Linked DNA regions of Homo sapiens: regions 1, 2, 3, 4, 6 and 7 are each linked to region 5. A link is a loop called in an ENCODE intact Hi-C map of the cell type or tissue named here. Cell type or tissue: mammary epithelial cell. All regions are shown on one strand. Region 1 overlaps ITPRID1 (ITPR interacting domain containing 1). Region 2 overlaps PDE1C (phosphodiesterase 1C). Region 3 has its middle 70 kb from the start of ITPRID1. Region 4 overlaps ITPRID1 (ITPR interacting domain containing 1). Region 5 has its middle 130 kb from the start of PDE1C. Region 6 overlaps PDE1C (phosphodiesterase 1C). Region 7 has its middle 33 kb from the start of NEUROD6.

The links. Peaks named below come from ENCODE experiments on the same cell type or tissue, not always from the same donor. Only the 100,000 strongest peaks of a DNase experiment are listed, where the experiment ranks them.
Region 1: it touches region 5 in a loop (4-fold over the local background); 13 of 110 quality-filtered maps call a loop at or near these places.
Region 2: it touches region 5 in a loop (8-fold over the local background); 14 of 110 quality-filtered maps call a loop at or near these places.
Region 3: a loop joins it to region 5, with 21 times the contacts of the local background. A loop is called at or near these places in 13 of 110 quality-filtered maps.
Region 4: a loop joins it to region 5, with 14 times the contacts of the local background. A loop is called at or near these places in 16 of 110 quality-filtered maps.
Region 6: it touches region 5 in a loop (9-fold over the local background); 10 of 110 quality-filtered maps call a loop at or near these places.
Region 7: it touches region 5 in a loop (6-fold over the local background); 2 of 110 quality-filtered maps call a loop at or near these places.

Annotation. Positions count from the first base shown.
Region 1 is chr7:31,632,458-31,636,457 of GRCh38, forward strand. The region is part of intron 10 of ITPRID1 (ITPR interacting domain containing 1); the gene reads left to right. It also overlaps a transcript of PDE1C not described here. Among named protein-coding and RNA genes, the nearest start is that of PPP1R17, 53 kb to the right of the region's middle. In mammary epithelial cell, a CTCF peak has its summit at 1,649 (motif pointing left); no DNase peak of the experiment used is centred here.
Region 2 is chr7:31,780,256-31,784,255 of GRCh38, forward strand. All of the region lies in intron 16 of PDE1C (phosphodiesterase 1C), which reads right to left. Among named protein-coding and RNA genes, the nearest start is that of PPP1R17, 95 kb to the left of the region's middle. RefSeq lists a silencer at 2,367-2,416. In mammary epithelial cell, a CTCF peak has its summit at 2,338 (motif pointing right); a DNase peak (open chromatin) is centred at 2,406.
Region 3 is chr7:31,441,914-31,445,913 of GRCh38, forward strand. No RefSeq gene overlaps it. Among named protein-coding and RNA genes, the nearest start is that of ITPRID1, 70 kb to the right of the region's middle. In mammary epithelial cell, a CTCF peak has its summit at 1,650 (motif pointing right); no DNase peak of the experiment used is centred here.
Region 4 is chr7:31,646,940-31,650,939 of GRCh38, forward strand. The region is part of intron 12 of ITPRID1 (ITPR interacting domain containing 1); the gene reads left to right. It also overlaps a transcript of PDE1C not described here. Among named protein-coding and RNA genes, the nearest start is that of PPP1R17, 38 kb to the right of the region's middle. In mammary epithelial cell, a CTCF peak has its summit at 1,563 (motif pointing right); no DNase peak of the experiment used is centred here; H3K27ac peaks cover 288 bases.
Region 5 is chr7:32,202,957-32,206,956 of GRCh38, forward strand. It overlaps a transcript of PDE1C not described here. Among named protein-coding and RNA genes, the nearest start is that of PDE1C, 130 kb to the left of the region's middle. RefSeq lists an enhancer at 2,185-3,384. In mammary epithelial cell, a CTCF peak has its summit at 1,645; a DNase peak (open chromatin) is centred at 1,575; H3K4me3 peaks cover 455 bases.
Region 6 is chr7:32,060,129-32,064,128 of GRCh38, forward strand. All of the region lies in intron 1 of PDE1C (phosphodiesterase 1C), which reads right to left. Among named protein-coding and RNA genes, the nearest start is that of PDE1C, 8.3 kb to the right of the region's middle. In mammary epithelial cell, a CTCF peak has its summit at 2,212 (motif pointing left); a DNase peak (open chromatin) is centred at 2,223; H3K27ac peaks cover 5 bases.
Region 7 is chr7:31,371,358-31,375,357 of GRCh38, forward strand. No RefSeq gene overlaps it. Among named protein-coding and RNA genes, the nearest start is that of NEUROD6, 33 kb to the left of the region's middle. RefSeq lists an enhancer at 214-833. In mammary epithelial cell, a CTCF peak has its summit at 2,182; no DNase peak of the experiment used is centred here.

The DNA.
Region 1 (4,000 bases), 570 kb before region 5:
AAATAAAAATAAAAATTATCCATGACAGGATGGAACCATGGTCCCAAACAAGCTAGATCAAATTTCACAAGGATATAAACTAAACCATTCACTTAGGTTTCTAAACATTTATTTATTGATTTCAAAATAGAGACTGATATCAGTGTAACCCAACACTGGGAACACAACTTCTGACTAAACTAACACAACCTTAGGCTGTGTGTATGGAAGTGAAATCTAGCAGCAGGAAAAGAGCAGTCCTCCTCGTTTCCATGTTGGTCAGACCGTCATCCCTACTACTGAAGCCCAGCTGGGTGACAGGTTTTACAGCAAGCATTAAGTAAGAGCCTATTCAAAAGTACAAGACACAAACAGCCTGAAAAGCCTGCCCTGTGAGAGCTGATTTAAAGGGTCTGGGGAGATTTTTATTTTTATTTATTTATTTATTCATTCATTTATTTATTTATTTGAGACAGAGTCTCACTCTGTCGCCAGGCTGGAGTGCTGTGGCGCGATCTTGGCTCACTGCAACCTCCGACTCCCTGGTTCAAGTGATTCTCCTGCCTCAGCCTCCCGAGTAACTGGGATTACAGGTGGGCACCATCATGCCCAGCTAATTTTTGTATTTTTAGTAAAGACAGGGTTTCACCATGTTGGCCAGGCTGGTCTCTATCTCCTGACCTCGTGATCTGCCTGCCTCAGCCTCCCAAAGTGCTGGGATTACAGGCGTGAGCTACCGCGACCGGCCAGGTCTGGGGAGATTTACGCTGAGGAGAAAGGCCTGGAGAGTCCAAGCGAGCTGTCTTTGGGAAAGGAGTTCGACACATTCTGCACTACTCCAAGGAGCAGAGCTATGACCGACAAATGTAAAATGCTAAGGTAGAGGTGGCCAATACAAAGACGAATTTCCTAAAACGTATGATGCTCTCTGACCAGATAGGAGTCATTGCTTGTCACCAAAAGTGAGTAAGCACTAGCTAAATGACCATCTATAAGGAGTGTTCTGGAAGGGAGGTGGCACCATCCTGTCTTCCAACCTGGGGAACATAGAGAGGTTTTGTTTGTTCTACAAAACATTGAAAATTAATTTTGTAAAATGCCTTAGAAGGAACAACTGCTCTCTGGTCTGAACAATTCACACTACCGCCCATTGTCCTGAAGTCTAGCTGTTTCACATATTTATGCCACCTGCCCAGCTCTTAAAGGCATTGGCATTTGCCTAATCTCTAATGTCCATTCCAACTCTAGGCTAACTTGCTTGGTGACTCAGCTTCACCACAGAGCTGTCACAGAATTTTGTACCATTGGAGGACAGAAGAGATAGGAACTTGACCATAAAATAGTTAAAGTAGAATTGATTGATGAAGACAGTTAACTTCAAACAGTCTGAGGTTGAAACATTTCTCTTGCTCTACACAACTTTATCACACTTGACACCCCATCACCTCTGCTTTTTCTCCCTCTTCCCATGTAACTTTCAATTTTATAGCTTCTGTGAACTCAGACTATTTTAAACAGGAACTTTCCACCTAGAATTCAGAAGCTTTTATTACCAGACCAGCCCAGCCCAGAAAAGCAGGTTGACTTTTCTTACTAATTTTAGCCATTCCAAAGGTCCTTTGGCAGGGACCAGGTTCTTCCACTCTGTGGTTGGTGTAATGCTGCCATCTGGTGATTATTCCCACAAAGTGCCTGAGGCGTCTGTCTCCTCCTAGGCAGAAATGTTTCCCAACTTACAAGTCAGTAGAGTAGTCCTGCCCCAAGCAGGGTCCCCCTAATTGGGAGGGTAAAATTCATCTCCATGAAGACACTTGTGTGCTGAAAATGGTAATTTCTAATTAATATTAGTATTAACCATGATTATTATTAATGATACGAAGATTGAGTTATAACAGATAATATTAATAATGATGTCCTGCAGCAAAAATTTACATATAACATTATGTAGCCTATATATTATTAGAAATATATTACTGGATATTATCCTTATTGCAACCCCACAAGTAACATAGTATTACCATATTCATTACTTTCCCTATGAGGGGACAGACTCAGAGAGAGTAAGAGGCAAGCTCCAGATCACACAGCCTCTAAGTAGGAGAGTCAGAATCAGACTCCAGTAGAGCAGGCTTCAAATTTTCTAGATGGTTCAGCATGGAGCCTAACTAGATTTCAATAGCATCCAGTGTACAGAAGTGGACCCCCTTAAGCTATGGGATAGGCAGGATGGGGGAACCAGCAGTCTAAGGAGGCATGAAAAAAATTGTGCAGGGCTTGGTGGTGGTGAAGGATTCCATTTACACAACTGGTTTGGAACAGGATTCAGCTGGCAATAGAATGCTTAGGTGATAAGATCTAGCTGGAGGAAAAGGACTGGTAGGTGCCAGGTGGGAAGTCAAGGCCCCACTGGAGCAGAGTAAGGAAGAACTGTGGCTCCTTCGGCATATTGAGTGCCTAGGGAAAATGCCACTGAGGGCAATGAGACGTCTCAAGTTCCCCTAGTCTTGGCTTAGCTAGCTGAAGGAACTGGGTGGGGTGGGATTGGCCAGGCGTGCTGGTACCACTGCCATTACTCTTGCCAGATGCCATATTGCCTTCCCTAAAGGCAATGTATTACATATTAGGTGTGATATGTTATATTACATATTAGGTGTGAGGGTGTGGGAGTGATAAATGATGTACATTTGTATTTGTCTGTTTGTTTAATAATCCATCATGGCCATTCTGAGCTAGGTGATTTCTCATCCTTTGTCTCATTTAATTTCTATGACTCTAAGGGAATATTTAGAATTTGGAAATCCTACATCTAGATGTGCATAGTCTGGTTGTTGAGAAGGTACTCTATAAAGAGAAAGGATTTTTAGCCTCTTGAAGAAACTAAACCATCAGTAACCTGGCCCACATTTTGCTTGGTGAATCTCTCAAAACGATTGACATGCAGGCATTTCACTTCTAAAACAAACACAAGATAAATAAGCCTCTACACCTGAGAGAACTATGCCCAATTCCACCATTTGATCTCATCATTCAAGTGAGGTTCCCAATGTCTGATTTTTTATTGCTTGAGTTTCAAACATTGGTTTGTTTTTTGTGCTTTACACAAGTACAGTTAATGAAAGGCAACAGTTATATCACAAGTATACCTCTTTTGGAGGAAATTACTCTTTCTACCTTTTAGGGACCCTTTGTAGTTGTTTATTTTCATTTGGACCAGTGTATTAGGCCGTTCTCATGCTGCTATGAAGAAATACCCAAGACTGGGTAATTTATGAAGAAAAGAGGTTTAAATGAGAACACATGGACACAGGGAGGGGAACACCACACATTGGGGCTTGTAAGGGGAGGGCGGGGGTCAGAGGAGAGGAACAGGAAAAATAGCTAATGCATGCCAGGCTTAATACCTAGGTGATTGGCCGATAGGTGCAGCAAACCACCATGGCACAAGTTTACCTATGTAATAAACCTGCACATCCTGCACACATACCCTGGAACTTAAAATAATTTTTTTTAAAAAAAGAAAAGAGGTTTAATTGACCCACAGTTCTGTGTGGCTGGGGAGGCCTCAGGAAACTTACAATCACGGCAGAAGGCACTTTTTCACAGGGCAGCAGGAGAGAGAATGAGAGCTAGCAGGGGAAATGCCAGATGCTTATAAAACCATCAGATCTCATGAGAACTCACTCACTGTCACAAGAATAGCATGGGGGTGGCAAACCGCCCCCATAATTCAATTACCTCCCACCAGGTCCCTCCCATGACATGTGGGGATTATGGGAACTACAATTCAAGATGAAATTTGGGTGGGGACACAGCTATGCCATATCAACCAGACTGGTATAAACTAGCCAGCACATGGACAAATGGGCTCTAACATATCACTCTGTGCTAGTGTTCTAACGTATAATTTCATCCATTCATTGTAAGAGGGTTAATAGCAAACATTGCATATGAAGCTTATATTCAAGAATAGTAACTGCTTCGAGATTGTTTGAAAAGTTGAAATAATAATAATGATGTATGG
Region 2 (4,000 bases), 420 kb before region 5:
GTCGGGAGGGAAGCCTTACTTTCTTCTGAAACAACTGGTGTGCTCATCCTCACGGATGTGAATCTTGTAAATGGTTTATTTCCATTTAAACTTAAGATTCCAGAAAGCTTAGACCCAGTTTATGGCATAATGCTAGGAATCAGGGGAGGCCGATTTAGACTGCACGTCTGCTTATTAACATTTGCCCTGGTTTGTTCCATCTATGCTAGCTCTACTTTGTGACTCTGGTTTTATTCCATTTACTTAATCATTAAAAAAGCAATGTATTAAATTTGCATGATTTTAGAATTCTCAAATATCTGATAAATGAGGTAAAATAAAAGCAAATGAACAAACAACTATGTCAATGCTGCTATTGCTAAATTTCATTTTCCTCATCTATGAAATTGAGAAAACATCAATGTCAGGACAATAATTGCGAGCATCAAGTAAGAGTACACACATGACAGTGCTTAGCAAACTGTGTCATACAACACAGTTTTTATTATTTGTTTTAGAAAGGTGTGTGTATGTGCATGTGCGCATGCGTGTGTGTGCACGTGTGCATTTGTGTGTGTGTGTGTGTGTGTGTGTGTGTGTGTGTGTGTGTCTAAGTAGGTAATCTGTCATCTTTGGGAAATAAACACTTTAAGGTCAGGAATTACATTTCCCTTGACTCACAGCATGTGGCCATTTAAGGAGTAAACAACCCAATCCGTCAGCTAGGGGCAGAGATGTCACCACTGCAGCTTATGTGACTTGAGGTATCCTTTGACAAATGAATAGCTTTCAGATATTTCAAATTAATGTCCTTGTTTGGTTCAACTAGAGGGCAATGAATCCAATTCATCAAGAGTGTGGAGAAGAGGACAGTGATAGAAGTGACAACTAAGGCTACCCGCCTCAGGGTGAACGCACACCTAAGACTCGGGACTTCACAAAGTTAGTGCTAAAGCACAGTGATTTGCAGCTTAACCTCAAACAAATAATTTCCCTTCTGCAAAATGGGGTTAGCCTGGCCAAGCCTATGCCTGCTGGAGAAAGGGTGATTTAAGAGCTCTTGAGACCAAACATCATCATTATTAATGGTCTGGCAATAGCAATGTTATTATAGTACAACCAGATCCCACAGGGCAGAGGAGGATGCTGAAAAGCTGAGGTATGAAAGTTTCTGTCAACTTATTGGCCATTTTCAATTTCTCTGTTTTAGCATATTGTAAATGACTGCCTTTCTGATACCCACAGACCTCTGATCATTATTGCTGAGCATATCTGCCAACATCTTCTTTGTGTTCCATTTGGGCTGGGGCACAGGGCAACAAGCCATTGCCTGAAGCCTCAGAACAAATCATCGTTTTTGCCCCTTTACAGCTTTGAAGAGAGAGCATCAGTAAAAGTCCAAGTTCTGCTTCAGGCTGTGGGAACACTGAAAGAGTCTGGAGGTCTTCAACGCCCCACCCCCCACCCCCCACACACTGCCCTAAGAGTTATCAACCAAGAGTATATAAATTAGAGCTGCATATTCAGAGTATTTAATGCTTTTTTCCTGCACAATACAACCACCATCAATACTAGGTTTAGTTTCGTGTGATTTGAATATGTCTGTTCATCACAAAGAAGAATGATTAAAAGCAAGAGCTATTCAGAGATACAACACCACAAGCTATTTAAATGTGGCTTTCAAAATATTTGAATGTGCTTTGAACTTGAATTGGACATATGAATGAGGAGTTAAAAAAAGTGTTAACAACCTGTGACCCAGTAATTGTATATCTGGAAATTTGTCCAGTGGAGATATTCAGAAATGTGACAAAGCGTTATGTACAAAGAGCTCCATTGCTGCTATTTACAACTGCAAAAAATAAAATAAAAGCGTATAAGTTAATTGCCCAACAGCAGAGAGGTGGTTAAGTAAATTGCGCTAGAGCCACAGAATAAAATATTATGCTGCTATTGAAATTATATTAATGGAGAAGTTAAAAAAACACTCACAAGAAAATGCTTACAATCCAATGTTGTGTGAACAAACCATAATTCAAAATTAACTATACTATATGGCCTTAACTGTGTAAAAATGCATAGCGAAAGATCATAAGAAAATAAAGTATCTACAATGATTAATTGTTGGATGGGGTATTACAAGTGATTTTAAGTTTCCTATTATACTGTCGATACTTTCCAAATTGAGTAAATTCTATTTTTACTTTAAGAAAAAAATTAAAAATATGTTTCAGTGAATGGCAAGCATGGCTGCTTTGGAGAAACATCACAGTCGCCTTCATCAGAGCAATAATACCATGCGAAACGATACACCAGGAGGCCCTGATGAAGGGGTGGTATTTGTGTAATATTCAGTATCACCACTAGAGGGTTCTCTCTCTGAGGCCGGTTTGAAGGCATCAGGCTGGATGCCATAAAGGATGTAAACCACTTTTATCCCCACAAAGGGGAGTAATGAATGACTACACAGAGTCCCTGACTCATGATGGCCCAACTTAAATTTTTGGACTTCATGATGATGCACAAGCAATACACACTCAGAAGAAACCGTATATAACCTTTCTGTTTTTCACTTTCAGAACAGTATTCAATAAATTACATGAGCTATTCAACACTTTATTATAAAATAGGCTTTGTGTTAGGCGATTTTGCCCAACTCTGGGATAATGTGTTCTGAGCATGCTTAAGGCAGGATAGCCTAAGCTATGATTCAAACACAGCTGGTAGGTTAGGCATATTAAATGCATTTTCGACTTACAGTTTTTTCAACCTACAATGAGTTTATTGGGACGTGACCCCATGGTAAGTCAAGGAACATCTGCATTCCCTAGTCAGACTCCTTATGTTCATGGCTTGAGCAGGAAAATATTGCCAAATATACCCCTTTCAAGAGTAGGAGAAAGAAAAAGTTTGCAATTCAGAAAGCTAGCATCACAGGGCTGTAAAACCATATCATTGTACCCTGAAGAAAATTAAACATATGGAATCCAGCTTAATTCCATGAATGCTGAGATTTCTTATGCCTCTGATAAGCTTCTGATAACCCATTTACTTCATCCCTCACAGTCAAAAAAGGTGAAATGAAACGTGATATAGTCATACTCTGTGTATGTCTTTCAGCATGCAGGCAAAGGCACTTGGTGCCTGGGTATTATGAGACGTTTAAGGGAATACAAAAGAGACAGATGGTTGACTGAGTTTGGACAGCTCTATATCTGAGACAGAACATGGACAACAATGGGAAACATTCAAAGAAAGAAAAAAAAGTCTTTTCATTTTTCCAATTCCAATTAAGAGGTTAACTCATTGTTTTTATTTGGTAATCAGAAGAACATACAAGTACTTATGCATTACTAGATGCTGGGGGAAAATTATACATTGAAGGACTGTCAGGCTCATCTGTGCAATAAAGATTTACAATAAACACATCATTAATTTTTCTGAGAACAGCTCAGTATACTCTGTTTTACATGAATCCTTATGATTTAATCTTGTATTTGGAGATATGATGCTATGGCATTTGGATAACATTGGTTAAGCAGCATCTTAGAGAACAGAACACTCTTCCTCAGAATGGATGGCCATTCTTTTACCCTGTGATGTACAAATGCAAATTACAACCTGCATTTTATCTGCCAGAAGTGTATTTCACATCATGGAAGTACATTCTATCACAACCATGAAATCAAAACAAGTCCATTATTACCATCTTCCCTTTTGGAAGAGCATTCTCAGAATACATCCAGAAATACCTTCCTTATTCCTCCAAAGAATTGTTTATTCAGCTAGTCATTGGTTGAGGTTTGGGTTTTGGTTCTGCTTGCCTCTCTCTTTTGAGTCTTGCTAAATGTTCTTGATAGTAATCCAGATATTTCTCACAAATCCAGCTGAACAGCAGCAACATCTAAAGCTGAGGAGATGAGTTGAGTTTTCCATTCATATATGGCCAGTGCCCTCATCAGGAAAGAGCCTACAGACTCAAGGTGAGTAGGGTGTCTTTAGGATGCTATGTATTTAATGC
Region 3 (4,000 bases), 760 kb before region 5:
ATGCACCCTGATATTTTCTTCTATTATATTTCATTTTTTAAAAACTCCCAATGTGACCCACTAAGTTGATTTTATGATCTCCCAGTGGGTCACGGCCCATAAATGAAAATACACTAGTACAGCTGTCTTCATTTAGAGGAAAGAGAGTAGTGGTATTAGGAACAATTTGAAAAGAAGCATTCCTTCCTGTCTAAGTTCCAGTGAGATCAGGACTATCCTCAGTGTAGACACCCAAGTGGCCTGTGTACAAGAGCCCACAGATAATGCAGTGATTCCACTCTGCTGGCTCCCGGAGGAATGTCTAGAGACACGTTGTATGGAGGAGAAGAAATAAGGAGGAGCAGAAGCATCAGCATTTGCCACTTCCATGTGGATGACATCAGTAATTTGGTCCAAGGGCAAACTTTCGTGTTTGCACAATAATCATCACAAAGAAGTTTTTTTTATCGTAGGACAAAAAGTTAAAGTGAAAATATTTAGTACATTTTCTCTCAAATGGGCTTTGTATGAATAAGGTTTTGAGAGGATCCAAGAACAGACCAGATTGATCACCTTAGCAAGAACGATGGGCAGAGAGGGAAAGAAACAGAGAGGAGGCCAGAAGGACCAACATGAGAGAGCAGAGAGGAGACGGAGGGACAGGGGAAGTTTGAGAATGAAAGGAGACTGGAAACCCTGCTATGCAGTTAAGATGGTTTTTATTTAAAGTGTGGTATAATCCCTTCCTTGACATCCTACCCATCTCTAAGAAAACCTTCAGAAAAGGGCTATATTCCCCTTTAAAGCTTTTGTAGATATGTGTGTGTGTGTTGGGGGTGGGATGATGTGAGGATGGGTATTTTGTGTATGATAAAATAAGCCTTACAGTCATAGTCAAAAGGCCAATTTAATTCCGATTGCATAAGTAAAGTAAAATCATAGTTGTAACTAGTAAATTGACTCTGCTGATTGAGCAATTGAGAGGAACACCCAATAATAAAGAATGAGTGAGTTACAAGTGGGTTTCAAAGACGTTATCTGTAGATTTGATTTACGCTCCTAAGTATTTGCACACAAGACTGCAGATGTTTCCCTATAAACATTTTCTTAGCAAGGTCAAAGAGGGCCCGGTGAACAATGTAGTCTTTGTACACTTAAAATTTTAATATGGCTTTTTAAGTTTCTGAAGGCCATATCAACTTTGGTGTCTGAGATCTCTTAATGGACTACAGGGTCTAATCTCACAAAGGTCAAAAGCTTAAAGAGAAAATTGTGATTATTTTTATTTCCACAAAATGGAAAGAAACCCATAGAATACTCATAGAACAAGAGATCCTCCTCCTTCTTAAAGTCAAGTTCTCAGATGCTCTCAATTGATTAAAAAGCTTTAGAATAAGAAACGAGGCTAAAACAACATTTAAATGAGACTTTTGGGGGACAATCTAGTGTCACACACGAAGTTGAATGAACCTGTATTTCCCTAAAAGGAATGCTGGGCATACTCAGAGTGCTAAGATTATTGAGAACCGTCGCATTATTGAAGTTTAAGTTATCAGGAGAAAGCTATTTATTGGGCTTTCCTTGAACCCTAGAGCTTGATGAGATCTCTAATCCCTCTCAGCAGATAAAAGCCGTGAAGGATGAAGTAATGTGTGATATCCACTAGGGGGCAGTAAAAGCTGCAAGTGTTCCCAAGGCAGGCTCTTTAGAATAAGGTTTTAGGAGTCATGATGAGGAAGTAAGAAAAGATCCCTAAGATCCCCAAAGACAACAGATGAGCTCTCACCATGCTCCTGGTGTCACAGTGCTCTGAATGGATGTGAGAGGTAATGGGTTTGTAGCCTTCTCTGAGAATGCCTAGATAAGAACACACAGGCTCATTTCCTTCTTTTGACCTGTTGCAGAAATAAGCCAAACAGAATGTGCATACAAGCTCAGAAAATTAGTACCTGAAGTAATTTGTGCTAGCAGCTAAGGATGACAGACAATAGGCCAATCAGAACTTAGGTAGAATAGAAAATTGCAACCAACCCTCTGAGCATTATCTTTCTTCTATCTACTGATAATCATTGGGAATTATATTTCTCTTACCTTAAATATCATAATCTTCCTGATCTTCAAATGAATTGTTTTTGCAGCAGCACCAAGCTCTGTGTATAGAGATAAAGGCTAAATCTCTGACACTTTGGTCTTCTGCCTCTAAACCATCCTACTGCTTTCAAGAGTTCAGCTCTCTTCTCTGTCCCATTTCCAGTCTCAGTTTCATCATCGTAAAATGCAGGACTTGACTTTATGTTTTCTTTGATTTTCAAGTCTCCATCCCTGTCATCTTCCAGTGCTGTTCTGGGGTCACCTCCCATCAGTCCCCACAGGCAGTTCTTCCCAACTCTGCATTCAGTGACTTCAGGTTGGCAGCATAAAATCAGCCATGGTGGAAGCATTTACGCCGCAGAATTGGCAAATGATATAAACCAGGGTGCTTTCCTTCCTGGAGAGCCAGTTGTTAAACATTTATCAGCATACCAGTAAACCTCTCTCCATTCAAGTTCTAACTTTCAGCCTGATAGACATAACTATTTGAATGTATCATGACCATCTCAAACTGTACTGGCAAAAGGTAAAACCTGAGTCTCACATTTGTTTCCTTTTCCTTCTCTACCCTCTGTCTCTTTTGAGAAAGAAATGACACATTTTTCTTTTTATTTTTTTGAGATGAAGTCTTGCTCTGATGTCCAGGCTGGAGTGCAATGGTGCGATCTCGGCACACTGCAACCTCTGCCTCCTGGGTTTGAGCGATTCTCATACCTCACCCTCCCGAGTAGCTGGGATTACAGGCACGCGCCACCACACTGGGCTAATTTTTGTATTATTAGTAGAGACGAGTTTCACCATGTTGCCCAGGCTGGTCTTAAACTCCTGACCTCAGATGATCCACCCGCCTTGGCTTCCCAAAGTGCTGGGGTTACAGGTGTGAGTCACCGTGCCTGGCCAGAAATGGTGCATTTTTCAGTCAGCTAAGCATATAATCTTGGTATCAGCTTTGGTTTACATTTCTCTACCTACTGAGGCTATGCACAGTCGTAAAGATTGTTCCTTTGAAGTCTCTCTTAAAGTCACCCTTTTTTTCTCATTTCCCTTGCCAACATTTATCATGTCACACCTGAATTTATTTAAGAAACTTCTAGGTTTTTTTTTTTTTTTTTACTTCTGTCCCCTCCAATCCTATAAGTGGCAACAAAACTTTTCTTCAATCATGTCTTCACCCCAATAAAAAAACTCTCATGGCTCTGCCTCTCTGATAATATTTCATGTCTAACACCCTCTGCCTGGTTTATAAAATTCCCTCCAACCTGGCACCATGTCAGCCATCTCACAATTTTTCTTGCTCTGTCCCATCCCTCTGCCGCAATGACTCTTCCTGTCATCTCACATAAGCCTCATTTCCCAAGCTGTTCTCTCAAGGACTCGGGACACCACTGTCTGCAGCTGTAGGAGAGAAATAAAGGCCGTGACAGCTACCGATGCATCATATTAACCTCCCAGGCTTAATCCTGCGATAGGGCTGCTCTGAGTCCGCTCATGGACCCCATGAACTTTCCTCCTTTTCCATCCAGCTAAGCTCCACGTCTAGGCACTGCCTTCTTGTTTTGACTCCTTTGGGGATGCTAACCTGATTCTGACCTGTTTCAGTGATTTTGGTGGCCCCACTGAGAAGAGAATCCTAGAGGACGCTGGTCCTAGGCTGTGTGTATACTTTGTTTATATTCTAGTAACTCAACAGGCTGAACATTTTGGGCCCTATATCTTGTGCATAGAGAGAGCAGACATACTTATTTACTCCTGTTGCCCCTTCTCGTTTCTTCATTAATTTATTCAAATAAAGTTTGATAAACACATACTATGTGTCAGGCACTTGGACGGGCAAAACAGATGCAAAGCGGAAGAGGCCTGATCTCAGATTTCTGGAACAAGGGCTGAGAAATTATGACATGTGAGCCAAATCCAGCCCACTGTCTGTTTT
Region 4 (4,000 bases), 560 kb before region 5:
TATAAGGTTTTACCAGATGACAATGAATTTCCCTTTATTAACATCCAAAGAAATAGAAAAAAATACACTCAAAGAAAACAATTCAAACATACACACATATACGTGTGCATATTTATACTCCTATGCAGGCATACATATGCACACAGGCGCATGTGCTGGAAAGCAAGTGGAAATAAGAGATTGCATTCCTCCATGACAGGAGACCGCTTAAAGACATTTAAAGCACAAAGAGAACAAGTTAGTGCATGCAGCAACATCTACTAAGAGTGAGCCTGGGTTTGTAAGGCCTGAAAACTGTTCTGAAGAAAATTGGCTTTAAATTAGATGCCAAGTGCTAGACAGGGCTAGAAAAAATATTTACGAAAATATTAACAGGACATAGCTCTTGGACCAAGTGAAGATTATAAGCAGAGATGGACATCTCTTAGAAGATAATGGGAGGCCAGGCATGGTGGCTCACGCCTGTAATCCCAACACTTTGGGAGGCCAAGATGGGTGGATCACCTGAGGTTAGGGCTTCGAGAACAGCCTGGCCAACATGGCAAAACCCCGTCTCCATTAAAACTACAAAAAAAAAAAAAAAAATTAACTGGGTGTGGTGGTGTGTGCCTATAATCCCAGCTACTTGGAAGGCTGAGGCAAGAGAATCACTTGAACCTGGGAGGCGGAGACTGCAGTGAGGTGAGATCATGCCACTGCACTCCAGCCTGAGCAACAGAGAGAGTCTCCGTCTCAAAAAAAAAAAAAAAAAAAAAAGAAGAGGAAGAAGAAGACGATGACGACAACGACGACGACAATGGGAGTTCTGAGCAGATGTTGAAACTAAGAGCAATTTTAGGTAAAGGACTTGAAGACTCAAAAACATCATTATCTTACCCCCCTAATATAGCAATATATAACACTGCAGATAAACATTTGACTAATTGATAAATGCCATTTTTGTGGCCTTTTTGGGTTGTCTAGGGTAATGATTTGTTGATATAATTAAATTTTCACATATAAGTGAGTTATTTGCAATAATTTGTTAATTCAAAAAAATGGTTTGTTGGTATAACTAAATTGTTATATATAGGTAAATTCTTCAGGATAATTTGTTAATTTTAAAAAGTGTTAATTCAAAAAAAATTCCAGAAAAGAAAATGAGATCTATCAGAAATAAGATTTCTGAATATTAGAAGTGCTTCCATATTGTTTATGATTTAGTTTTAGAGAAAAGTAAAAGTACACAAATAAGAAAAAGTAATATGAGCATATTCAAAGTGAAAATTCATTGTCTTTTGGTGATGGTGCTCTTACCATTGAAGTTAAAGTTTGTTTCAATGGGTTTGGGTCAGTAGAGCAGAACTTGCATTTGGTATTTGGGTTATAATCAAGCCTTTATATTGTAAGAAAAAGAAGAAGAAGAAAAAGAAGAAATGTTCAAAACACTCTATTTTTGAGGGTTTTTATTTATTTTTTTTCTCACCTACAGTTTTCTTTATTATGAAATCATTTCTATACTTATTCTAGGGCTAAAATGTGTTTTTCCATGTTTCCAAATAACCAGAAGATGGCAGCATTTCAGAATCTTCCACATCCCTCCACCATTCTCAGAGAGCAAACACTCCATCAGTTATTCCCAAACCAAAACACCCCAGTCTTATACCTTTCAATCACAAAAGGCTACCCCAAAATAACTACATGAGCATAAAATTCAATGTTTATGATGTTCAGCCTATTTGAGCACTACACTTCCATGATCCTGGCGTCACTGTCCCCAGAACTTTGAAGTGAATTTGAACCAGTTGGGAAGTCTTGGTTACCTGATGGGAAGCTACTAGAACCACTCAAACAGCTCGCTGCTAAGGGACAAGCAACTTATCCTTGTGTTCAGCTATACTGTGGTCCCTGCTGTGACTCAGATCTTAGAAGAAAAGAAATGAAACAAGAGATGGGTTCGAAATCTTACTGCCATTTTTTGACCACAGACAAGTTAACTAGCCATTCTATGTCAGAACACGTATCTATAACAGATGCCCTTCATGGTCTACAAGATCTTTTCTGGTCTTAAGAGCCATAATCTAGCATTCCTGCCAACATCAGTATCACTTCAGAGATTCCCTAAGTGTTTCAAATTCACTCACATTGATGCAAGAGTAATTGCAAAATTGCAAAATTGATGCAAGAGCTTTACTATGCAAAATACGTTATTCAGTATAAAAGCGAGAGGATAGAATCAAAACCAAACTCCAAAACCAAAATATGGAGAGTTTTCAATATAAAAACATTACTCTTAGGAAAGTATTTCCATTATGACAATTCTGGTAAAAATAGCCATCCGGCTGCCAGGATGTTGGCCATGTAGTTTAGAGAGGAAGGGTAAGAAATCTCAGACTTCCTAGAAACAGGGCTAGAGGAGTCCACCTAGCTGTAAAGTTGGTCTCCATGGAAGGAGGAAGAAGAGAAGCTTCAAAACAGCCAGCCTGCAAGATCAGTTTCCTTTAAAGCACACCACAGAAGCCCCACAGCATGCTCTCTGTTCCCAGCTCACTGGCCATTGTCTCTACAAGGAATGCTGGGAAATGTAATTTTTTAGCTAGACACATGGATGCCTCTAAAGTATTCTTGTTAACAAGAATAAAGGAGAGAAAGATTGTGAGTAGTCAACTAGCAGCCTCTGCTACACTGATTTTGGGAAGGGGTCCAAGCCTGTGGGTCTGATAGAGATGGCTTTAGGGCCTAACAAGCATTAATATTACTCAAAGTCAAATGGTTAGTGGCCCTGGAGTTCTGGGTCATGGATTTCAAAGCATGATCCAACCCAGGATGCAAAACAAAGGGGATAGCTGGTAAGAACTCAGCAAGTCATCAGAGTGCCGGCAAATGGACTGGGCTTGGAGGTGCCAAAGGTAAATAGCTTTAGTTAAAGCCATGAAAACAGATTGTGTTCAGCAACTACTGACAGCAGGGGAAAGAGCTGAGCTCCACTCCAATTTGTGCAGAGGTGATTTGGGCATTCTAAAGAGAGAATAAGGGAGGGTGAAGAGTAGGGGCTCAGTAGAGTCAGAAAAGTGAAAAATCACAAAGAATTGGTCCATGTCAATGCCATTAGACCAACTGTGTTTGTGAGCCAGCAGTAACTGAAGTTAGGATTCTGCCCTCCTAGAGACCGGGGACAGAGGCCCAAACCTTCTAGATGATTACATTTCAAAGGAGTGGCTCTCAGGTCCTTGAGAGAGACACTTGTGAGTTGTAAGAAATACATATTTACAATTATAATCAACATTTAATAAATACTCTTAGAAAGGGCCTATGTCAGGTGTTGGCGAAAGCAAACAGTAAATTTTCCTGGCAGCCTTTAGATTTCTCAGTCAGGCTTTTTATTGGGGGATGGGGAGGTTAAGGTCATCCCAGGGACACAGCCTTGTGCTGCTGGGAGGCAGACTGGAGGGTGGTCAAGTCTGTTAGTGGAGAGTTCCAAAGTTCTCAGGAGCTGCAGGAATATATTTAAATGAGAAAACCAAGGCAAAGGCACAGCCTGAGAGAGAAAGTAAGAGTTAAACGATGACTACATCAGGAGCAATGGGAAGGATTAAAAGCGTAGACAAAGTTCAATTCTAGATTCCAACTCCTGGAGATGACAGGATGCCTAACCTTTGCCTGCCTTCCTCAGGGTGGGCTTGTTAGGTGGATGAAGCTGATCCTGCAGATTCCAACCTCCAGGACTGTGACTAAGCAGGACTAAGACTAATAAACATTATTCTAAGCAGATTTTCTTTAATCAAACACATACCAGCTGAACAGATGTGTTCAATGTTATTGATACTCAGAGTGAGGCAGTACCCAGCAACAAAGTTAAACAAGATTAAACAGACTCAATTTCTCACAAACCCTTACTCTGGCACTTCCCCTCCTCTCTTCTACCTACATCCTTGCATCCCTATGTCACCTAGGCCTCCAGACTGCCTTCCAGCCTCTGGGACACAATGATTGTCACCCAAAGGCCACCCAACAACAGCTG
Region 5 (4,000 bases):
AGAAACTTTATACCCATGGAGCAACAACTTCCTGTTTGCTCCTCCCCACACCCAGCTCCTAGCAAACACCATCCAATTCTGCATTTCTATTAGTTTGACTATTTTGCTTGCCATAGCACCCTACATGTACGTGATCTCATCTGTCCTGGATCCCTTATATGGTTCTGTCTCAAACGTAGTACATGCCCCCGAGAACACTGAAAGCCCAGCCACCAGCCACACAGTCCCCCACTCATGGCATTTCTCAGTCGTTCCTCCCACATATTTCTTCTTCTTCTTTTTGTCTTCATCCATCCCCAGTTCAAGCTCCCTTCTTTTGTCACCAACCCTCCTAGCCATAACAACTGATCTAGTAAAGTTCCCTGGCTGAACTCTAGCACTGTCTCGGACATGATTTTGAGTTCCCTCTGGGGCTCCATACATGGCATCACCATGTCATAGGTGCTGCCTCCCTCTATTTCAACCAACCCCAGCGATCACCCCACTGCACATCTCTGCCTTCCATTTCCCATCTCTGCAGAGGGAAGGTGATCATTCACCCAGCACAAAAATACGAAGGGCCGCCCCTTGCTTCACTCCCCCATCCACCCTAAGTACTCCAGCTCTTTCACAGGAAAATCTATTTCCAAAAATACCTGGATTCTTAATTAATCTCTATTTTCTTATTGCTTTTGATACCGCTATAGTAGTCCCCCATTATCCGAGGGGGTACGTTCCAACAACTGCCTGAAACCAGGGATGGTGCCTAACATGATTGCTGTTAATCAGAACACGATTCTGCTCATGTCTACCCTCCGCAAATTTAATAACACTTCCATCTTAACTAAGCACTTATCCTGTCCTGTGGCCATAACTTTTGCAGCTTTAGTGCAACAACAAAACTAGCACGAATTTCTGTTTCCTTCTTTACAGTTTCACAGATAGAAAATTCGCTCTCCCTGTGGATCTCAGCAACCTTGGCATACAGTTTTTTTCTTTATTAAGTCAAGAACTTTCACCTTTTCACTTAAAGAAAGCACTTGCTGGCTTCTCTGTGGTGTATCCAAATTGCCAGCATCAGTACTCTTGCACTTTTTACTAAGTGCACTTAGAAATTGCACTTAGGCAATTACTAAATAAAATAAGGGTGATTTGAACACAAGCACTGCAATCTGATAAACGAGAGGGCCCCTAAGTCACTAACGTGTAGGTAGCATCTACACATGGATCCACTGGACAAAGGGAGGATTAACATCGTGGGTGGGGCAGAGTGAGATTTCATCTCGCTATTCAGAGCAGCACTCAAATCAAAACTTGTGAATTGTTTATTCCTGGAATTTTCCATTTCATATCTTCAGACCGCTATTAGCCACAAGTAACAAAACTGGGAAAGTGAAACCGCAGATAAGGGAGGACTTTTGTATTTTCTTGTCCACGATTGCTCATCTTGGGGGAGAAATTAGTCCTCCCTCAGGAAAGCAACCAGAACTCCAGCATACAGCTGCCCAGCCACAAGAGCTCTGTGGGCACTGTCTCCCTCGCTCGGGCTCCTCCAATGCCCTGGACTCCTGACAGAAGCTCTGTCCAATGCACTGAATGCAGCGTCTTTTACGTCCTCTAGAGGAGAGGGATGCCACCAAAATCTGGGCTTTTTCTGCCACACTGTGGCCACGTCTGAACACTACATGTGGCCACGTCTGAACACTACATGTGGCCTTCATTCCCTTACATGTGGTATTTGGAGTTTTTTCCAATGAAGATTAGAAGTTACCTTTTTTACCTATTATCCCCATTCAGACCCTCAAGCCTCAGCTAATGCTCACTTTCTCCAGGAGGACTCCCTTGAATTCACCTCCACACCAGGCTGGCTGAAGCGTCCCCGTTCTGACTCTCCCAGCTCCTCCTACCAATTGCTAGCATTTCCTTCCACATGCTGTATTGTAGTAGTCACTTCTGTCTCCCTAATTAGACTGCAAACCCTTTGAAGACAAACCAACTCATCTGTGTTATCTCCATGGCTCACAGAAGAACAGAAAAGTCTTCAATAAGTATATATGAAATTAAAGAAAAAAGGGAAGAAGAGAGGGGAGGAAGGCTGAAAACTCAAGGTAATAACAACCAGCCACACTTATTGAGCGCTTGTGGTATACAGTCCCTGTGCTTCATATAATGAATTCCAGGTTATCAGGGCCAATATCCACCTCTGCTGCCCCAGCTTCATCCAGCAATTAAAGGGTCCATGTCTGTCCTGTCAGGGGTCTCCTGGACTCTAGTCCTTCACATAGTCCATGACCAGCATCTGTTCTGATGTTCAGTGACCACGTCACATGTTTTCAAGTATTTTAACATTCACCCTTGCATGTGATCATCCACAACAACTTGGAAATAAGCTCTAGCATTGAGGTGAATCTGGCTGGGCTTCTGGGTTGGGTGAGGACTTGGAGAACCTTTCTATCTAGCTAAAGGATTGTAAATGCACCAATCAGTGCTCTGTGTCTGGCTAAAGGTTTGTAAATGCACCAATCAGCACTCTGTAAAAACGGACCAATCAGCACTCTGTAAAATGGACCAATCAGCACTCTGTAAAACGGACCAATCAGCACTCTGTAAAATGGACCAATCAGCAGGATGTGGGTGGAGCCAAAAAAGAGAATAAAAGCAGGCCAACCCCCCAGCCAACCCGTTTGGGTCTGCTTGTGCCCTGCAGAAGCTTTGTTCCTTCCCCCTTTGCAATGAATTTTCCTGCTGCTGGCTTTTTAGGTCTGCACTACCTTTATGAGCTGTAACACTCATTCTGCAGTTTCACTCCTGAAGCCAGCGAGACCATGAAGCAACCCCAAGGAAAACAACTCCAGACATGCCACCTTTAAGAGCTGTAACAGTCATTGCCAAGGTCTGCAGCTTCACCCCTGGAGTCATTAAGATCGTGAACCCATCAGAATGAAGAAACTCCGGACACATCTGAAAATCTTAAGGAACAAACTATGGACACACCATCTGTAAGAACTGTAACACTCACCAGGTGGGTCCATGTTTTCATTTTTGAAGTCAGCGAGACCAAGAACCCACCAGAAGAAACCGATTCTAGACGCAGTACTGTTCTAGGATCAAGGTGTGGAAAATGTGTTTTTAGAGGGGTAAGGTTACCTGCTCAACGCGGCACAGAATTCATAATTCTGGACACAGAATTCAAACCCCGGCTTGACCCCCAGAGCTTACATGGTGGCTGCTGGGGACTCTCCCACTAGCATGTAGGAGACCTTTGAGGATATATTCTGGGGGGATTTGGGGATTGTGTATGCTGATAATGGGACGGCTCACTGATTAGGATGCAGAGGAGCAGGGGGAAAGGAGCAGAAAGGGGCCAGTTTATGCAGTCTTCAATCAGCGTTTTTCTCTAGGTCAGGTGCAGTCAACCAGACACGGCCCATGGGCTCAAGGAGCTGACTGTCTAATAGAGACCGACAGTTGCATAAAACAGACATGTCTAGAGAGGAGGGTTTTTAGGGCCTGGCACTGGAGGGCAGCTTCACCAGCATCCCAGAGAGCAGGACTAGAAAGGGACCCCACAGCCAGCTGACTTCATCCCAGAAGTCCCCAATGTCAGGAGCCACAGTGGGTTCCAGGAGCTCCTCACCAAGTTGAGGCCTGGACCTGAGCAGGGGAGATCAGCTGTTCCCCACACTGCCCTTGTGGCTACGATGCGGTACCCACATGGGGTACTTTCCATGCGGCACCCATGTGAGGTGCCCACCATGCAGTACCCACATGAGGTATTCTTCTAGCTCACCCTGCCCACTGCAGAGCATGGCAGTGCCCACACCCGGTGGCTCTCGCCCCAGGACAGCTGGCCTTGTGATAGATGCCATTCTCAAACCATCTGCTGGTTGGAAGCTGGTGTGCCTGCATTCACACAGCGCACTCAAGTCAAGGTCAGTCTCAACTCTTCACTGTCCTGGACACTGTCATTCTCCCAGCATTTGTGAGGGGAAGAGATCCTCTCTGCTTCCTTTGAGTTCCC
Region 6 (4,000 bases), 140 kb before region 5:
GTAGGGTTTTTTCTAATTGAATTATTCACAGAGCTGTTTCAATTCTCTACTTTGTTTTTCCCCTTGTAGATTTAGCCAGAACAAAAACTGTAATCTTCTGCTGAATTTCACTTCAATGTCAGTCTAATTTTTCTAAGTCTTGCCTACCCACTCCTGCAGTGTTCCTTCCCTCTCCCCACTCTGTGCCCTTCCTCCCAACTCTTATCAAAACTGACTCCTGGCAGAAAGCAGCTGCTGGTCATTTACAATTCCAGGTGAATTTGAATCAGTGCCATGGCTCCTTGGGAGCATGAGTCCTTCCTATTTCATCCAAAATCCTATCTTGTAGTAGCATCATCTATGTAAGCCTCCCTAAACACACGCTCTATAAATCTCAACAATTTAAATATGGCAAAATGAGCCCATTGTCCAAAATACAGGGAAAAAAAGCGCCAACTAGCAGATGCATTTCTTGGGACCATTTTGAGCTCTTCTGTCAACTGAAATCAGATGAGCATTGGAAGCAAATTTTCCTGAGCTATAGTAGTTACCTTCACTGAAACTATGCCAAATCTCCCAGAAATTGGTGCTTTGAACGATTCTTTCATTTTTTTTTTAACAATGACTAATTTCAGTCAGTGATTTTATAGTCAGAATGGCAGTTCTGAAACAACATTTATGAGGCTTGATTTATGATAATTAATCCTTCTATTTCACTAATGAGCTAGGAAAGGCCTTATTTATGAAAGTGTTTAAATTCCTCACAGTTAGCAGACACGGTTTCCAGTGACACCCACATGGAATGGTATACTAAATGCAATAAACTTTTGTGGGTCATCCTTAGACAAAAGTCAGAGAGACAAATGAAAACAAGTGGCAGGATGTCAGTCGGAATTTGAACTACTCCTAAAACATCTGGAAGGAGCTTTCAAAGATTAATCTTTCACTTCCATATTTACTAGATGTATCTCTAGAGTGTAGGAAAAGTCTTGGTTATTTAAGCATTTTCTTTGGTTGGAATCTGGATAAACAACAGTTTAATGGTCTTTGGATATCCAATTGTGACTTTCAGACAAAATGCTCCATGCACTCTCATACTGATTGTCTAAATTATTGCTCTTCTGGTGGCCTTAAGGGAAAGGAAAGCTGTATTTTGGCAGAATATTGAATACCGGGTCCTTGCAATGGGTCCTTGGATTTGGGTAGAAATAGAAGGAAGGCCTTAAAGAGCAGAGAAAGGGCATGAATGGGCAGAGGTGGTACAGTGAGTGAGCGCTGTGGCCAGAACTGTGGACTGCTCCAGGAGACAAGGCCCAGCCATATCCATGGAGGCACCTCTGGAGCAGGCACAGGAGGCCAAGCCCCCTCAATGGAGCCTAAACTGCAGAAAGGCCTCTTGCCAGAGCCAGAGAGCCTCCACGCAGCCAAGCTTCACTTGGCCCTTCTGCAGTGGGCTAGGCTCCAGGCTTCAGGTCTCAGCCCCATGGCATGTGCCCTCTACCTCCCAGAAGGTCCGTGATGAGGGCTCATCCCATTTGGCTCCCTGGGTCATGGCCTCTTTCTGCCCTTGGAATACTGGGAATGACCATACTGGTTTCTGTCTCTGTTCCAAACCTATGTTTTGATGGGCATGATACCAAGTAGTCAATATAAGTTTCAAGTAAAGTTATGATTATTAGCTGGCCTAAGTAAATGCCAATATTTTGAACAAGTAAATGCCAATGAGAAAATATACATAAATTTTTGGTCTTCTGAAACCTTCCTTCAGACTATTTAGGGGTCACACTAAACTGTATTCTCTACTTACAAAATTTATAGATATATTAATTTGGCATCATTCAGATATACACAGAATTTTCCTGCTTACTTTGCTGGGCTGTAGATTATATCTCCAGACCTGTTTAATCTCCAGACTCACTTATCCAACTGCTCTTGCCTTCCCCATATCTCCCCTCATAGTCAGTATGTCCCACACTGAACTCATCCCATACTGAACTCTCTATCCCCCATTCATTCTGTTCCCACTCACGACAAGACCTGCAAACATGTTCCTCCCTTAGTGATCCTAATCTAAGAAAAAAGAACCTGGGGATTCAAGCCAAAACCCTGCGAGTTGACCTTAATTCCACTTTCTTCCTCATCCCCCATATCCAAGTCCTGTTGGATCTACCTCCTAAAAAGTTCTCACATCCATGCCTACTGATAATGGCTTCCCCTTGCTGAGGCCCCCTGGTGGATGAAGTCGGACCTGGCTCCTCTCCAGCTGTGTCTGGAGCCTTCGCCTCCTTCCAGTCTGCGCTGCAGCCACTTGGCCTTCTTTCATTTTCTCAGAGGGGCCATGCTCCTTCTTGTCTTTAGATCTTTACAGGTATAAACATCCCAGGCCTTAAATGCCTAGAATACGCTTCCCTAACTCTACTTAACTACAATTTACATAATCTTCATGTCTCAGCATGCGTCTCTTTTCCTCAGAGAAGCCTTCTCTGAATCCCGGACCAGGTTTGGGTCCTCTCTTCTATGTTTTCACAGCTCCCTGTGCTGGACTTCTTGCAGCACTCGTCACAGCAGGTAGTAATTTATGGAAGTATTGTTTAATATATTCCTCTACTGTAGGCTGAACATCCCCCGAGGGAGGGAGCCTTTGTCTTGTTTCCCACTAATTCCCTGGTGCTTAGCACAGCACCAGGCACATAGTAAGTGCCACAGAAATATTTGGTAAGTGAATGAATGACTGAATTTTCTGCATACAGATGTGTATTCCTTCAACTATATGAACAAAACTCATTACCTAAAATGATCAATTTTTATATCTTCTGGATGGAATGATTCTCTTTAGTTTTTTCATAATCTCACAAGCTAGGAACATCTAGCTTTGTCTTACGGTCATTAAGACTCATTTATTTTGTTTAATAACAGCTGTCAAGAGGACTCTGTATAAACAGTACAATAAAAGCCTGAAGAATACCAACACTTTACACGAATTCAGTATACTTCCTCCAGAAATAGAGTGTTGCATTTGTTGTAGAATTCATTTTTATTGCTAGTGGGAAACTCCGATGATGGTCATTCTCAAAGCTGTCCCAGTCTATTGTAATGTGCCTTATATTTGTTAAGTTGGTGCAAAAGTAATGCGGTTTTTGCCGCTAAAACTAACAGCAAAAACTGCAATTACTTTTGCATTAACCTAATAACAATTATTTCTTTTAGTTGTTTCTCAAAAATCCAGGAGATAGGTCCTATAAACACTTTTCTTCCATGTGGGGAAATGGAAACCAAGGAAAGTAGTCTTCCATGAGCCAAAGAAAATTAAAGATTGAAAACTAGAGATGGTAATGCAGAAACCTCTCTGCTGAGGGCTGCTTCCCAACTGACAGAGGAATGCTGTAAAGCTCAGTCAAGATATTAAGCACTTTGCTGCTAAATATTGAGTTGTAATTAACTAATACACTAGCATAACCAAATTACAATAATCAAGTGATGATGTACTAGTAAGCTGCATGAGTATTCAAGTAAAGAAAATTTCACTGTAAATGTGAGAATCTACTTCTTTTGATATTCACATTTTTCCCCTTTAATATACATTAAGAATGTATTTCAGAGAGATTTAACTTGATCTTTATTAAGAAAAGAAAGACTCGAAAACAATCCTTCAAACACAAATGTCTCCCTTCTCTGAATCCTAGCATGTAGCGTCCACATCACTTAGTCAGCAATTAATTATTGCCCTCTTTTTTGTTGTTGATTTTTAACCTTTTCACATGTATAAGACGTATCTTGTTTCCCTCAATATATTCTAAGTTTCCTGATGGTAAGGATTTTCTTCTGATATTTTCGTATCCCTTCTGAAGCTCCTAGCACCTAGTACATAATGGAAACCCAATAAAAATATGCTGAACGATCTGGCAATTCCAATTGAATGGGAGAGTAAAAGGACCAGTTAATACATTAAATATGTAATCTGGGGGAAACAAACAACAATTTTTTAAAGTATTCTCCTGGAATTGCTTTTCTGGTAAGATTC
Region 7 (4,000 bases), 830 kb before region 5:
ATAAAGAGCTATGAAAAATCCCAGCTTTGTTGCTCTACAGAACACAGAAATATCTGAATGAACAAATTCAGTAAGCCACCCTGATATGTTGTCTCTGCAACATGATCCATTCACCTATATATAGATATTTAGGTTTCTCATTTTCTTCTTGATGTTTGATATCATAAAAATATAGACAACATCCATGGATCCTGATGATCAAAAATGTTTTTCTCCAGGTCTTAAGATCGTTTAGTCAGAGGTGCATTTCAATGCAGTTGGTTCATTTCTGAGCCCTGGGACTCTCTTGTGTGTGTTTGTAGAAGGCATGGAATAACAGTTTGTTTTGCTCTCACCTTCACCTCTCTTCTTAAGGCGCAAGCTGAGCTTTATAGTTCAGAAGTTAAACACATTAGAATATTTATTTAAAGGCAATTGCACTTCCTGCTGTCTGGGTAGCTGGGCTCACCAGGCCACTAGACCCCCAAATGTGTATTTGCCTTCTGGTGGCCCAGCCTGCAGGGCCATTGTCTCCCTGTTGTTAGCAAATGGTTTCCTCCACAAGCCTTTTAACTCCACAAGTTTGCAACCATTAATTCTTAAGGGTTTTGACAAATCTCCCCAGTTAAATATTAAACAATAAATATGGCCCGGATGGTAACAGTGCATTGTGAAGTCTGTTTGAAGTGTCCTTTAAAATATTAAATTCAAATAAATGATTGAATCAGAACAAAGGCTATATCTTAAGACAAATTCAGCCAAGTCTCTTTAACCTTTGAGCTTTCAACATAGATTAGAAAGCCAGGGCAACGCATGCTTTCATAGCAAATTGAAATGGGATTTTTGAAACAGTTCCTGCAAATACAGGTAACCCATACCTAGGTTTGATCTGCCTTTGCCATTTTGGGGGAGAGATTTTGCTGCTCATTGTTTGATAAAAATGTGATTTTTTAAAAAGCCCTTATGTTCAAAGAAGCAAATCCTTGAAAACGCTAGCTTTGGGTGCTATGTTTATTCCTTGTCAATGTCTTCCATATGAAATCTGTTCTGCTTATAATATCTACCACAGTTGGAGCCTTGAAAAAAATCTGTTTCATATCTGCCCTTTGTACTTAGCTTATTTTGTTTTATGCTTCCCCCAAGTTATACGTCTGTAAGCTGTCTTTCTTCTAAGCAGGCGGTCCTAGAGGAGGAGGAATTGGGGGATTGCCCTGCATTTAGGGGAGCCTGGACTTCTAACACATGAATTATACCTTAGGTAGGAAGCAGGTAAAGGAGAAGAAGGTGGATTCACCAGCTGGGAAAAAAGATGAGTAAAGCCAAATTCTGCCTCCTTCTCACTCCTACACCCTGTGCGGCTGGTCCAGCACCCGTTGGCTCTTCTCTTGGGTTTGTGCTCTGCCACAGCGTCCCCATCTGTTCCATCTGTTTCCTCGACACTGCACAACCTCCGGTAGCTCTTGATCCAGCCTGCCCAGAACAATGACTCCACATACCCAAGCTTCTTAGAAGAGAGTGTGACACAGTTGGCTACAGGGCATGCACGATAAAGAGACCCTGTTATAATAAACACGGGTTGCTCATTAGGAGCATATGGTTGACATCGTGGGGGCTGAAAGGTGTGAGCATGTCGAAGACAAAGACACCCATCAAACATCTCTTGAATGAATGCTTGTGGGCTGCAAAGGTTTCTGAAAGGAGCAGAGTTTCTGCAAATGCACTGCACTCTGGGAGGCCTGTGGGTTTCTGTGCCCACCCTGGTGGGAGGATGCCCCAACACAAGGCAGTTTGGTCCTCAGCTAATGCCCTATTGTCTGAACGCTGTTTTGATGTAGACCTGTTCCCTGCCCCTTGCTGATGCTCCATCAGGTAGACAGGGATCTCCCTCACTTCAGGAATTGACAAAGCAATTGTCTGATGCCGGAGAGGCTAGACATTGTCCAAACCAGCAAAGGGAGCTTTGACATCCAGAGAGAGAGCCTCCCTGAAAACCTAGGAATAAGATGCTCTTCTTTCCTCTACAAGAAAGAGAAATATCATCTGATGGGACAGCCCCCATGGTTTCAGCACCACCCGGGAGGGAGCCTAATTAGGAGCCTGTTGCTGACTTGCAAGGCTAGACTTCTCCCAGAATCGGGGTCAGGCTGGTCAAAGGCACTATCTGCAGTTCCTGCATGTCCATTCTGTTCATGCCACTAGGGGTCCTCATTGGTTTGTTCAGGACAGAGCAAAAGGCAGCTTTTGAGATAGAAACCACCAGAAAGAGGCCTTCAATTTGACTTCTTTGTGGGTCTCAGGCTGTGTGGTCTTGGACAAGTTACTCAGAACCCCTGGGCCTCAGTGTCCTCATTTCTACAATGGGAAGAAGAAGGGGCTGAGAACTTACTTTCATGGAGGACCTACTAGGTGCCAGACATAGCTTTTGTTTTAATAGAGGTTCCTCCAGAAACAAAGCCCGAGACAAGGACGTGATACAGTGGTTTCTTTGGAAATTGTGGATCCCAGTTGAGGGTGACACAGAATAAGGAGAAGCTGACCTTCGGGTATGTCACGGAGGGGCTGCTGAGCACGGCAGAGGCTCGAGCCCAGGGAGACCTCCTCAGCAGGGTAGAGTGCCTCCGGGAGGCTGGGCCATTTGTCTGCCAGCTCCTGTCCCATATGGAGTAAGGGCTGCCTCTGAGGATGATGCATTTTACCACAGAGTGGAGAAGTCCCCAGAACAGAAAGTGGAGACACATGGTACACACTTAAGGTGGGTGAATCTGAAACCAGACAAGCTGTCACTGAAAACAGATGTGAGTCGAAGGGCTGTGATGCAAGCACCGGGGCCACCATGCTCAATGATACATGTATAGATATACATAGCCTGCCAATGCATTGGACACAGACGAGGCAAGGCTACTGTCTTCCTCCCAGAGTTGAGAGGAGCATATGAAGGAAAGTGCTGATGGTGACTGATACAGGGTAGATTTTGACTAATAGAACTCAGCATCTTGCTGGGGCAGGGAGAGTGTAGCTACTCAGACATTTCCACTGCCACAGAACCCCTCCCTCCACCGGGGCCACTGTGTGTGAGGAGAAGGAGCAATGTGAGGAAGAAAGGGGCCCTTACCAAGGAATCATTTGGGAGTGATTCAGCAAACCTTCTGTCTGCTAAGAATGAAGGTCGTTTTAGAATTTCTCTGTGCTTACCTGTGTAGGTGCAGGATCCTAGATATTTTTGAGATGATTAATTAAATCCAACAGGGAGATAACTTTCAGCAGCACATCAAACAGCCACAGAATGTGTGGCTAGCATTACATTTATGTGTGTGTAAAATCTTTTTAATATAATTATTACTGCATTCCCAAAAGACATACTTTTCCCAACTAGAAGAAAGACAGAAAGAAAGGAAGGAGGGAATCAAGGAAAGAAGGAAGAAAGGGAAAGAAGAAAAAGAGAGAGAAAAAAGAAGGAAGGAAGGAAGGAAGGAAGGAAGGAAGAAATCTGTATTAAATGGAGAGGAACTTGTGAACATAGATCAAAGCACAACTGGCCTCACATCCCCTCCAGTGGAAAATGTCGTGAGCCTAACAGGAGAGCAAAGTTTTGAGGTGGTGGCCAGGGTGCAGACATAGCCTCATTATAATGAAGAATTACCAATGTAATTATTAGCACCTGACTTTACCTAGAAGCACACATCTGCATTTCTACTTAGGATCATTCATACCTCAAATTATCTGAGATGAATTGCATCAAATTCCTAGTGAGATTTTCCAGAGAATTTACCAAAATTAGGTCATCATTTACCATCTCCTGTCTTGCTTACTTCCCTTTGGTGCTTGCCACCAGCAAAAGGTATTTTGAGTAAAAATAGTTACACTCTCTAGGCCAAAAGGTGCCCCCCATTTACCTCTGTACCCACAGACACTATCTTGGCTCAACCTCCTCTCAGCTTTCATCTATGTTTCTGTGACCTTCTCTGTACCTAGTGATCCTGCCTCTCTGCTTCCAGTCTTTTCCCTGCTCCAGTCCAAACTC